2 separate regions of the Homo sapiens genome follow, and region 2 is linked to region 1. Evidence: chromatin loops called from intact Hi-C (ENCODE). Cell type or tissue: CD4-positive, alpha-beta T cell. All regions are shown on one strand.

Region 1 (5,000 bases):
GGCCATTGTAAGGACATGCTGACTGACGAGAGTTTGAGCGGAAGAGTGACATGGTCTGCCTTCTGTGTTAAGAATTCAGTATCACCTTGGCTGTTGGGTTGAGAAAGCACTGAAGGACAGTTTCTTGTAAGGCAGAAACCAGTAGGGTGCTTTTAGAGCAATCTAGGGAAGAGGTGATGGTAACTTGGGTCAGGGTGGTATTATTGGAGTTGGAAAGAATTGGTTGGCTTCTGATATTTGGGATAGAGCTGATGGGATTTCTTATGAGATGTGCAAGGAAGCCAGAAAGCAGATATGATTCACAGGTGCTTTTTGCTAGCACCTGGATGCTGCTGTGGGTGGAGTGGGTTTGTGAGGAGAGATCAGGAACTGAGTTCTGGACATGGTGTGTTATAGATACCTATTAGGCATGCAGGTACATACCCACGTAACTTGGGGAGAGGTTGGGATGGAGGTGGTAATTTGGTGTTGGCATGGTTGTGACATTAAAGCTGTCTAAGACTGGGTGAGCTTCCCAAGGGCATGGTCTGAATAGAGAAAGAGCCCCCAGGCCTGGTCCTGGGCAGGAGCGGGGACCCCAGGGATCCCAAGAAAGAGTGACAATGAGGTAGGAGGAACTGATATTTGTTCTATTCTCTTCAAATTTGAATTATCTTTTTTTTTTTTTTTTTTTGTGGAGACAGGGTCTTGTTCTCACCCAGACTGGAGTGCAGTGGCATGATCATGCTTCCTAGGCTCAAGTGATCCTTCTGCCTCTCATCCTCTTGAGTAGCTGGAACTAGAGGTGCACACCAGCAGGCCTGGATAATTTTGATATTTATTTTATAGAGATTGGGTTTTGCCATGTTGCTGGTCCTAAACTCCTAGGCTCAAGTGATCCTCCTGCCTTGGCCTCCCAAAGTGCTGGCTGGGCGTGGTGCTTAGGCGCAAGCCACCACGCCCGGCCAGATTTGAATTCTTGCCATTCTTTAGCTGTAGTTTCTTTCAGTTGTAATTGGTAAGATAACTGGTGAACCCATCCAGGCAGCAGTGGCTTTTCCAGTGCTCCTCCTGTGACCATTTGTGATCATGTCTTTGAAGACAACTCAGGCATAAAATTAGATTTTCTTTTAATCAAATGTAGTTAGCTTTTGACTTTTGTGGCACCTCAGCACTGTCCTTATGCTGACAGAATTGTGCGGTGGATCACAAAGCAGTGGCAGAATGAGAAGCCGTAGCAGTGTAACAGGATTAGCAGGCGTCATTCAGACTGAGGACGCCCGGTGTGGACAAAGCATGGGGTGGGTAGTGCTTCGTCTTCGCATGGTGCTGGCTGACTCTGTGTGAGGACACTGGGTTGTCTGTACCCATCCATAGTATAACTTGTGTTCATATATATGTGGGTAATTTTTAATATGAAAATATTTCTGAGAAAAATAAATAGCTGGGCATGGTGGCACACGCCTGTTGTCCCAGAACAATTACAAGTCATTGTGTAGAAAGCAGTGCAAAATGAAGTTTGCTTGGATGTCATATGAAAAATCCAAAGGTTGAAAATTACCACTTTAAAATGGCCTGGCATATCCTAGGTAATAATGGCTCAGAGAGAGAGGAGATACATCTTTCGGGTGCTAAAATTAGGGCCTTTAAAGGGAAATAAAAACGAGGTAATGAAGACATTTTCCCCCAGGCTTGCCCATGGCCCTGTTGTAGTTTAATTTGTTAGAGATTCCTGCCCGACCTAGAGCTGTCCAGAAAGTTCAACAGAGAGACCAGAAGCAGCACTGAAGTCGAGCGAGGACTCGGCAGCTCCCTTAGTTGGTCGTGTGTGGTCATGATGTTCCAAAGCTGGGCCAAAGCTTTGTTCTTGTCTCTAGATTTGATGCAATTTCACAGAGTCGAATTGCTAACCAGCCTTCCAAGAGAAATTGTGTTTGCATGTTGTATTTATTTGCGACAAGTAACATTCCTCTCAGTGGAGCAGGATGTTCTCGTTGGGTGGTGACCCTTCTTTGTACTCAGGAGAGTTGCATAATAAACCAGTTTCATAACTGGAAGATTGCGTTTGGACCAGAGTGTGGAACTGGGGTAAGAGAAATGAACTGGGTGGCCTTCGTAGCTGGTGGTGTGGACGAAGCCTGGCCTGTCTGTACTGATGGGGTTGGAGTTCTTGACTCTGTTGTGTGTTGTGCTAGGTCGTCTTACTGCCTGCTGACCACTCTCCTTTTGTCAACAGGAATTGTAAACAAACAGTTGACTGGCTGGAATTTGGATGTTTTGAGTCTCCTCAGGCACCCACTTAGGGTTGCTGGTCAGGGTGCTTTCTCATAGTTTAGGGATAGCTTGCTGGTGAGCCTGGGTTCCCTAGGAATACGGTTATACCTAAAAAACAAACTGGATAGATTCAGCCAGACTTTGACCTTGTTAATTCATGACTCAACCTCGACAAAGGCCTCTCCCTTTTTTTTTGTGGCAAAATATACATAACATTTACCATGTTAATCATTTTTAAGTATACAGTTCTGTCATGAAGTATAGTCACATTGTTGTGCAACTGGCAGTCTTTCATTTGGGGACTTTTGTGGTTTGATGAGGTACAAGAAATAAAAGGAGGGCAGACAGGAATGCAAGTCAGTCTGTTGTGAGAAGAGACTGCATTGGGGTCCAGAAGCTGAGTGCTAGTTCTGGGTCCACCCTACAGTGTGGCAGTTATAACTCGACTTCTTTTTTCTGGAGTGTGACAGGAGAGTAACAGCAGTGCCACCTGTCTCATGGATGCTGTAAGAACCTCACGGAGCAGCATCTGTGGGTACACGTTGAACATCAGAGTGCAGCGTCTGGCTAAGGGATTATTTTCAGAACAGTTAATTGTTACATGATGGGGGAATAAGTTCTAACGGAAATTCTTTTTTGTCTTTGGCGTTATCAAGAAATCCAGACACAGCCTTATGGGTGGACACAGTTCCCCTTTCCAAAGGTGAAAAAGGGAACTTAATACAATGTTTTTTTAAAATAAGATTGTAACAATCTATTGTTTTGAAAGCCAGTGACATGTTCATTGAGGAAATTTGGCAAAGAAGGAAAATAAAATCATATAACAGAGATAACTATAGTGTTTTGGTGTGTCTCCTTTTAATTTTTCTCTCTGCATGAATACACATGCTTTTCTTAGGAAACTGGCATCTACATATTCATTTTATCATCTTTCACACAATATCATTGTCAATTATCCTTTGAAATCATGTTTGTGGTTCTCACTATTCCACCCATGTTGTACTTTCACTGTTCTCATGTTTTAATTTGTTGTAGGTAATGCTAGAGGGAACATTCTCAGACACATTTTGTATTTTTCTTAAAATGTATCCTTATGAGATATTTCTACTTACTGAGAAAAATGACATACATACTCCCTTAAGACTTAAGAAATATACCAAAATTTCCAGAAAGGTTCCATCAATTTTATGCTCCATAAGCAGTGTTTTTATTTCCATTTCATCATGACTCAGTTTAACTACTTTTGTAATGCTCATTGCCATTTGTATTTCTTTATTGTGGGTTTAGATCCTTGTCCATGCTTAAAAAAAGTCTTTTTATAAAAGAGAATCATTCCTTTCCAAACATGTGCCGCAAATATTTTCCACAGTTTGCCTTTTCATTTTTTGACACAGAGTCTCACTCTGTCACCCAGGCTGGAGTGTAGTGGCGTGATCTCGGCTCACTGCAGCCTCCGCCTCCCGAATTGCAAGCAATTCTCCTGCCTCAGTTTCCCGAGTAGCTGGGATTATAGTTGTGTGCCACCATGCCTGGCTAATTTTTGTATTTTTAGTAGAGATGGGTTTTCACCATATTGGTCAGGCTGGTCTCGAACTCCTGACCTCAAGTGATCTGCCTGCCTCAGCCTCCCAAAGTGCTGGGATTACATGTGTGAGCCACTGCACTGGCCAATACTATTTTTCTTTAAACTGTATTTTTAAGCTTAAAAAAAGTTCCTTTTCTGAAACTAGGCAGGTATTTCTTGCATTTTGTTCTCGTCTCTCTCGTTGTCTCTGTGTGTGTGTGTTTATATTTTTTACACTTTAGTAAATTGTGACTTTTCAGTGCATTATGAAATAATTAAAGTGGGTTGCAGCCACCACTTTTTAAAGAAGAAAATGTAATTAAAGTAGAACATACCAGTGCATTGCACATACTTAAAGTAATTTGTTTTAGGGGGTACGCAACTAAAATGTGTTGTTGTGCTGAAGCAGTTGAAGGCTGCCTCTCTGATCTATACGGAGTTCTTTGTGGTGTGTCTTGTGAGATGAGGCTCTCACTTGGGATTCCCACACACACAGCCCGTTTTCTGCACACTGTGGATTATTCTTTCCATCCTATACACTCGTGCTTGCTTTATTACGGTAGGATCCTAGTCTTTCAGCACTATCCATTCTATGCCATTGCTGTCTCTCGACAGTACATTATTTTTAACTTCGGGGGCTTTTAGAATTCATTTTTATTGTTGTTGTCTTTATACCTCTTTGAAATATTTTCCTAAATATCTTTTGCCTTTTCATTCTCCCACTTTGCTAAGTAAAGATTATTTGGTTGTAAGAAACAAAAATTGGGGCAGTTGAAGCAAAACAAGTGTAATTACAATTTCAAAGAATTGTCAGGGTACACAGAGACAGCTTGTCTGCAGGGAGGGATTACAGGAGACAGAATCATTAGGGCTTTTGTGTAGTCCCTTTTTTTTTGAGTCTTGCACTGTTGCCCAGGCTGGAGTGCAATGGCACGATCTCGGCTCACTGCAACCTCCACCTCCCAGGTTCAAGCGATTCTCCTGCCTCAGCCTCCCGAGTAGCTGGGATTACAGGCGCCCGCTACCACACCGGGCTAATTTTTTGTATTTTTAGTAGAGACGGGGTTTCACTATGTTGGCTAGGCTGGTCTCGAACTCTTGACCTTGTGATCCACCCGCCTCTGCCTCCCAAAGTGCTGTGTGGTCTCTTAACTGCTGCCTTGGAGTTCGTGCTGTTGTTTGG
Region 2 (5,000 bases), 130 kb before region 1:
AGAGCTAGCCTGCACTGCTCCTTCAAAGCAGAAGCTTTACACATGAATTTCTGGAATTAGCATATAGCATAGATTCAGTCTATACTTAAGGAATTGTAGAATATTATTGATTACATTTAAATGACCTTAAATTTGTATTTGATTGAAAACAGAAATCAAAACAGGTGTGGCAGCTCATGCCTGTAATCCCAACACTGTGGAAGGCCAAGGCGAGAGGATCACTTAAGCCCAGGAGTTCCAAGACCAGCCTTGGCAACATAGGGAGACCTGGTCTCTTAAAAAAAAAAAAAAAAAAAAAAAAAAAAAATATATATATATATATATATATATATATATATATATATATATATATATATATATTTTATCCTGAGGCAGGAGGATTGCTTGAGCCAGGGAGATCAAGGCTGCAGTGAGCTGTGGTACCACCACTGCACTCCAGCCTGGGTGACAGAGCCAGACCCTGTCTCAAAAACGAACAAAAACCAAAGAACCACAAACAGAAAATCAGTATAGACTTAATACATTTTGATCAGTTATTACCTTTTATCAGGCTGTGGAGAAAAAATATTCTGAGATTTACTTTACTAAGGTAGTCTGCATTTTAGTATTTTGTAAGTCAGAGAAAACAAATCTCAGTAATTTGTAGGGTAAAATTAGTTTAACATGTTGTTTAGGAATCAGTGTTTCATAAAAGAATGTCTGACTTACACACTGGGAGCAGCGATGTTTCTATATTCTTTAGATTTTGTTGAATGGTTAAAATTTCAGCTTTGTCGCTCATACCTGTGATCCTAGCGCTTGGGATGCTGAGGCGGGCAGATCACCTGAAGTCAGGAGTTCAAGACCAGCCTGGCCAACATGGAGAAACCCTGTCTCTACTAAAAATACAAAAATTAGCCAGGTGTGGTGGTGCGCACCCATAGTCCCAGCTACTCGGGAGGCTGAGACAGGAGAATTGCTTGATCCCAGAAGGCAGAGGTTGCAGTGAGCCGAGACCGAGCCACTGCACTCCAGCCTGGGCGACAGATCGAGACTCTGTCTCAAAAAAATAATAATAATAAAATAAAATTTCAGCTTTGTATTTTTCAATTTTTTTCTTTTAGAAAAATATTTCTCGTGCTAAGAATTTTCAGCTTTGTAAATGCCATTTTGTACCAAGCAGTCATATTTGAAAATTAAGCGTGACTTTACATCACTACTAGCCAACAGTAAAGGGAATGAGTGGAAGGTTAGCTTGTGATTAAATACAAAGTACTGGGGTGAAGATTTTTATTTAAGCTTAAGATGACAGGGATACACTAGAAGAAGGTTTATAAAATTTTTTAAATTTCATTTTGGAAAATTTAAAACATACACAATTTGAAGTAAATAGAATAGAACAAAGAGCCTCCATATGCATCTCATCTAGCTACAATAGATCAACTGTGGCTGTTCTTGTTTCTTCTAATGCCTCTCACCAAAAACGATTATTTTGAAGCTGATCCCAGACATCCTAACATTTTATCCATAAATATTTCACAATATATCACTAAAAGTTAAGAGCTGTTTTAAAACAATTACAATGTCATAGAACTTTTAAAATTAACAGTAATGCTGTAATATCAAATATACAATTCATGTGGAGTTATGATGTGATTTTTTTTTTTTCTTTTTCTTTTTTTTTTTTTTTTTTTTGAGATGGAGTCTCACTCTGTCATCCAGGCTGGAGTGCAGTGGCGTGATCTCAGCTCACTGCAACCTCCGCCTCCCGGGTTCAAGCAATTCTCCTGCCTCAGCCTCCCAAATGTCTGGGATTACAGGCATGTGCCACCACGCCCGGCTAATTTTTCTGTATTTTTAGTAGAGATGGGGGTTTTACCATATTGGCCAGCCTGGTCTTGAACTCCTGACCTTGTGATCCACCCGCCTCGACCTCCCAAAGTGCTGGGATTACAGGTGTGAGCCACTGCGCCCGTCAGGAAGTTTTAAACTTTATGGTTTTAAGGTGCAGTAAAGTTGTTGTGCAGAAGGGGGCAGTGTTGGAAAAGTAACTACCTGGAGTACTGTCTTAACACGATCTCAAGAGTACTTTACTGGAAGTTACTGTGAAAACTTGGTATCACCTTTGTGGCAAATCCTGTTACAATAGGATGAATAAATGTCTTACGAGAGATAATCTGATACATTATTATAACTTGTTTTTAATTTGAACAGACAGAACCTGGCATATGTGCTAATAATCAGGCTAGAGATGTATCTTTCTAATAATACATTTAAAACACATTCTCCCCATGAAAATACAGCCATGTTATTCTAATTTCTGAAGTCATTTGGAAATCATTTTAAAAAGTTATTTTAAAAAGTGAGTATGGATGTCTGTAACTAAAAGGGTTTAGAAAAATTATATATACACATACATACACACAAATAGAGATAGCAAACATGGCAAATTTGGTGCATCTAAGTGAGGATGCATGGCTGTTCATTTTGCTGTTATTTCAGTTTCTGTATAGGTTTGAAATTTAAATTAGATAAAAGTGGGATTTTAGCTCAAACTATTGGCAATAATAAAATTTAGGAGTCCATTCTAGTTTATAATGATATAATAAATAGTCAAGAATTACTTTTCACTGTTCACATGGTGGATTACAGGAATCCAAAAATTAAGTACACAATTCTATAATAAGTAACACTTTATTGTTTTAGCTTATTCATCAGAAAATTTTAAAGTTAACTATTTTAAAGCAGTTTTATTTATGAAAGCAAAACATTAATATTAATTTTTAACTTTTTTCCTTATAGTATCTTTTGGCTATGACCTTTGTTTATTTCAAGAGGGCTAAATTTACTATAAGTGAGCATACCAGGATAAATTTCTTTATTGCTCTGTAAGTATACTTTCTACTAAGTGATTGTTGTGTTATCTATTATATACATTACACCTTATTTAAAACAGAGGCTATTTAAAACCTTATGTATATCTTTGAATAGGCCTTCCTGTATAAATGCTGTATGTTTTTTACTTTAATAGGATATTTTTATGTTTTTTTCACTTATCATGCTATATGCCTAAGATTTCCTTTTTTATTTATTTATTTATTTTTGAGAAGGAATCTCGCTGTGTTGCCAGGCTGGAGTGCAGTGGCACAATCCTGACTCACTGCAACCTCTGACTCCCTGGTTCAAGTGATTATCCTGCCTCAGCCTCCCAAGTAGCTGAGATTACAGCCACGTGCCACCACGCTCAGCTAATTTTTGTATTTTTAGTAGAGACGGGGTTTCACCATGTTGGCCAGGATGGTCTTGATCTCCTGACCTCGTGATCTGCCCGCCTCGGCCTTCCAAGGTGCTGGGATTACAGGTGTGAGCCACTGCGCCTGGCCAAGATTTCTTGGAGTATTCCTCTTCAATTTGTATTGCATGTTTTACATTTTTCAGAATGCTTCCATATAAATTATCCCAAATTCTCCTCTTTGTGACTTAGATATTTTTTAAAACCAGAATATTCTCTGAAATTTTCAATTAATATATAGTAAAAATCACCATCATCATTGCCCTTTTACATTGAACAACTTGTGGAAAATGCTCTAAACATAGTCTTTGTGGACCTATATCTATAACATAGTCATTATTCGTATTTGATACCATTGGTATTCACTGGCTCTTTTACTAAACACACTGAGCTGTGACAAAGGAATACAGTTGTTTTCCAGTTCTTCCACTGACTTTAGTTTATATTCATTGTGATCTGTGAAATGGTTTTCCAATCTATAGGTCAGAATACATTTGGAATTTGCATTATTTAAGAATATGTTTCTGGCCAGGCACGGTGGCTCACGCCTGTAATCCCAACACTTTGGGAGGCCGAGGCGGGTGGATCATCTGAGGTCAGGAGTTCGATACCAGCCTGGCCAACATGGTTGAAAGCCTGTCTCTACTAAAAATACACAAGTTAGCTGGGCGTGGTGGTGGGCACCTATAATCCCAGCTACTCGGTAGGCTGAGGCAGGAGAATCGCTTGAACCCGGGAGGTGGAGGTTGCAGTGAGCCGAAATCACACCACTGCACTCCAGCCTGGGAGACAGAGCAAGACTCCGTCTCAGGAAAGAAAAAAAAAAAAAGAGTATATTTCCTTTTCTACCCTATAGCTGGATATAATGCTGTAGTTGGGAATGCATGAATATATATATATATATATATATATATATATATATATATATATAAAATTTTTTTTTTTTTTTGAGATGGAGTCTCACTCTGTCACCCAGGCTGGAGTGCAGTGGCGTGATCTTGGCTCACTGCAACCTCTGCCTCCCGGGTTCAAGCAATTCTCCTGCCTCAGCTTCCCAAGTAGCTGGGATTACAGGCTCCCACCACCACGCCCAACTAATTTTTTGTGTTTTTAGTAGAGATGAGGTTTTACCACGTTGGCCAGGCTGGTCTCGAACTCCTGACCTCAAGTGATCCGCCTGCCTCAGCCTCCCAAAGTGCTAGGATTACAGGCGTGAGCCACCGCGCCCAGCCATATGAATATAATTTTAAGTGTTTACCTAGAGAACACATATAAAAAATATTTAAGTTGAATACCACAATAGCTGTCAGCACTGAAGGTAAAGTTTTTACTCAAAGTGTATTTAATTCAGAATCAAAGAGTTATTAAAGAAATAGGACTAGGCTGGGTACAGTGGCTTACGCCTGTAATCCCAGCACTTTGGGAGGCTGGGGCGGAAGGATTGCTTCAGGCTGGAAGTCCAAGACCAGCCTGGACAACATAGTAAGTCTCTACACAAATAAAAATAAAAAAATTAGCCAGGCATGGTGGCATGTGCCTGTAGTGCCAGCTACTTGGGAGGCTGAGATGAAGAGGATCACTTGAGCCCAGGAGTTCAAGGCTGCAGTGAGCTATGATCACCACTATACTCCAGCCTGGGCAACAGAGCAAGATGCTGTCAGGAGAAAAAAAAAAAAACAAAAAAAAAAAACAGGACTAGAAGAAACTGATTTCTTTTTTCTTTTTCTTT

The links. Hi-C counts contacts between places; a loop is a spot of excess contacts. Peaks named below come from ENCODE experiments on the same cell type or tissue, not always from the same donor. Only the 100,000 strongest peaks of a DNase experiment are listed, where the experiment ranks them.
Region 2: a loop joins it to region 1, with 7 times the contacts of the local background. A loop is called at or near these places in 26 of 110 quality-filtered maps.

Annotation. Positions count from the first base shown.
Region 1 is chr2:28,950,189-28,955,188 of GRCh38, forward strand. No RefSeq gene overlaps it. Among named protein-coding and RNA genes, the nearest start is that of SNORD53B, 25 kb to the left of the region's middle. In CD4-positive, alpha-beta T cell, no CTCF peak of the experiment used is centred here; a DNase peak (open chromatin) is centred at 2,623.
Region 2 is chr2:28,819,544-28,824,543 of GRCh38, forward strand. SPDYA (speedy/RINGO cell cycle regulator family member A) reads left to right here. Exons shown (of 8, transcript NM_182756.4): 5 at 2,782-2,867. Among named protein-coding and RNA genes, the nearest start is that of SPDYA, 11 kb to the left of the region's middle. In CD4-positive, alpha-beta T cell, a CTCF peak has its summit at 2,001 (motif pointing right); a DNase peak (open chromatin) is centred at 2,008.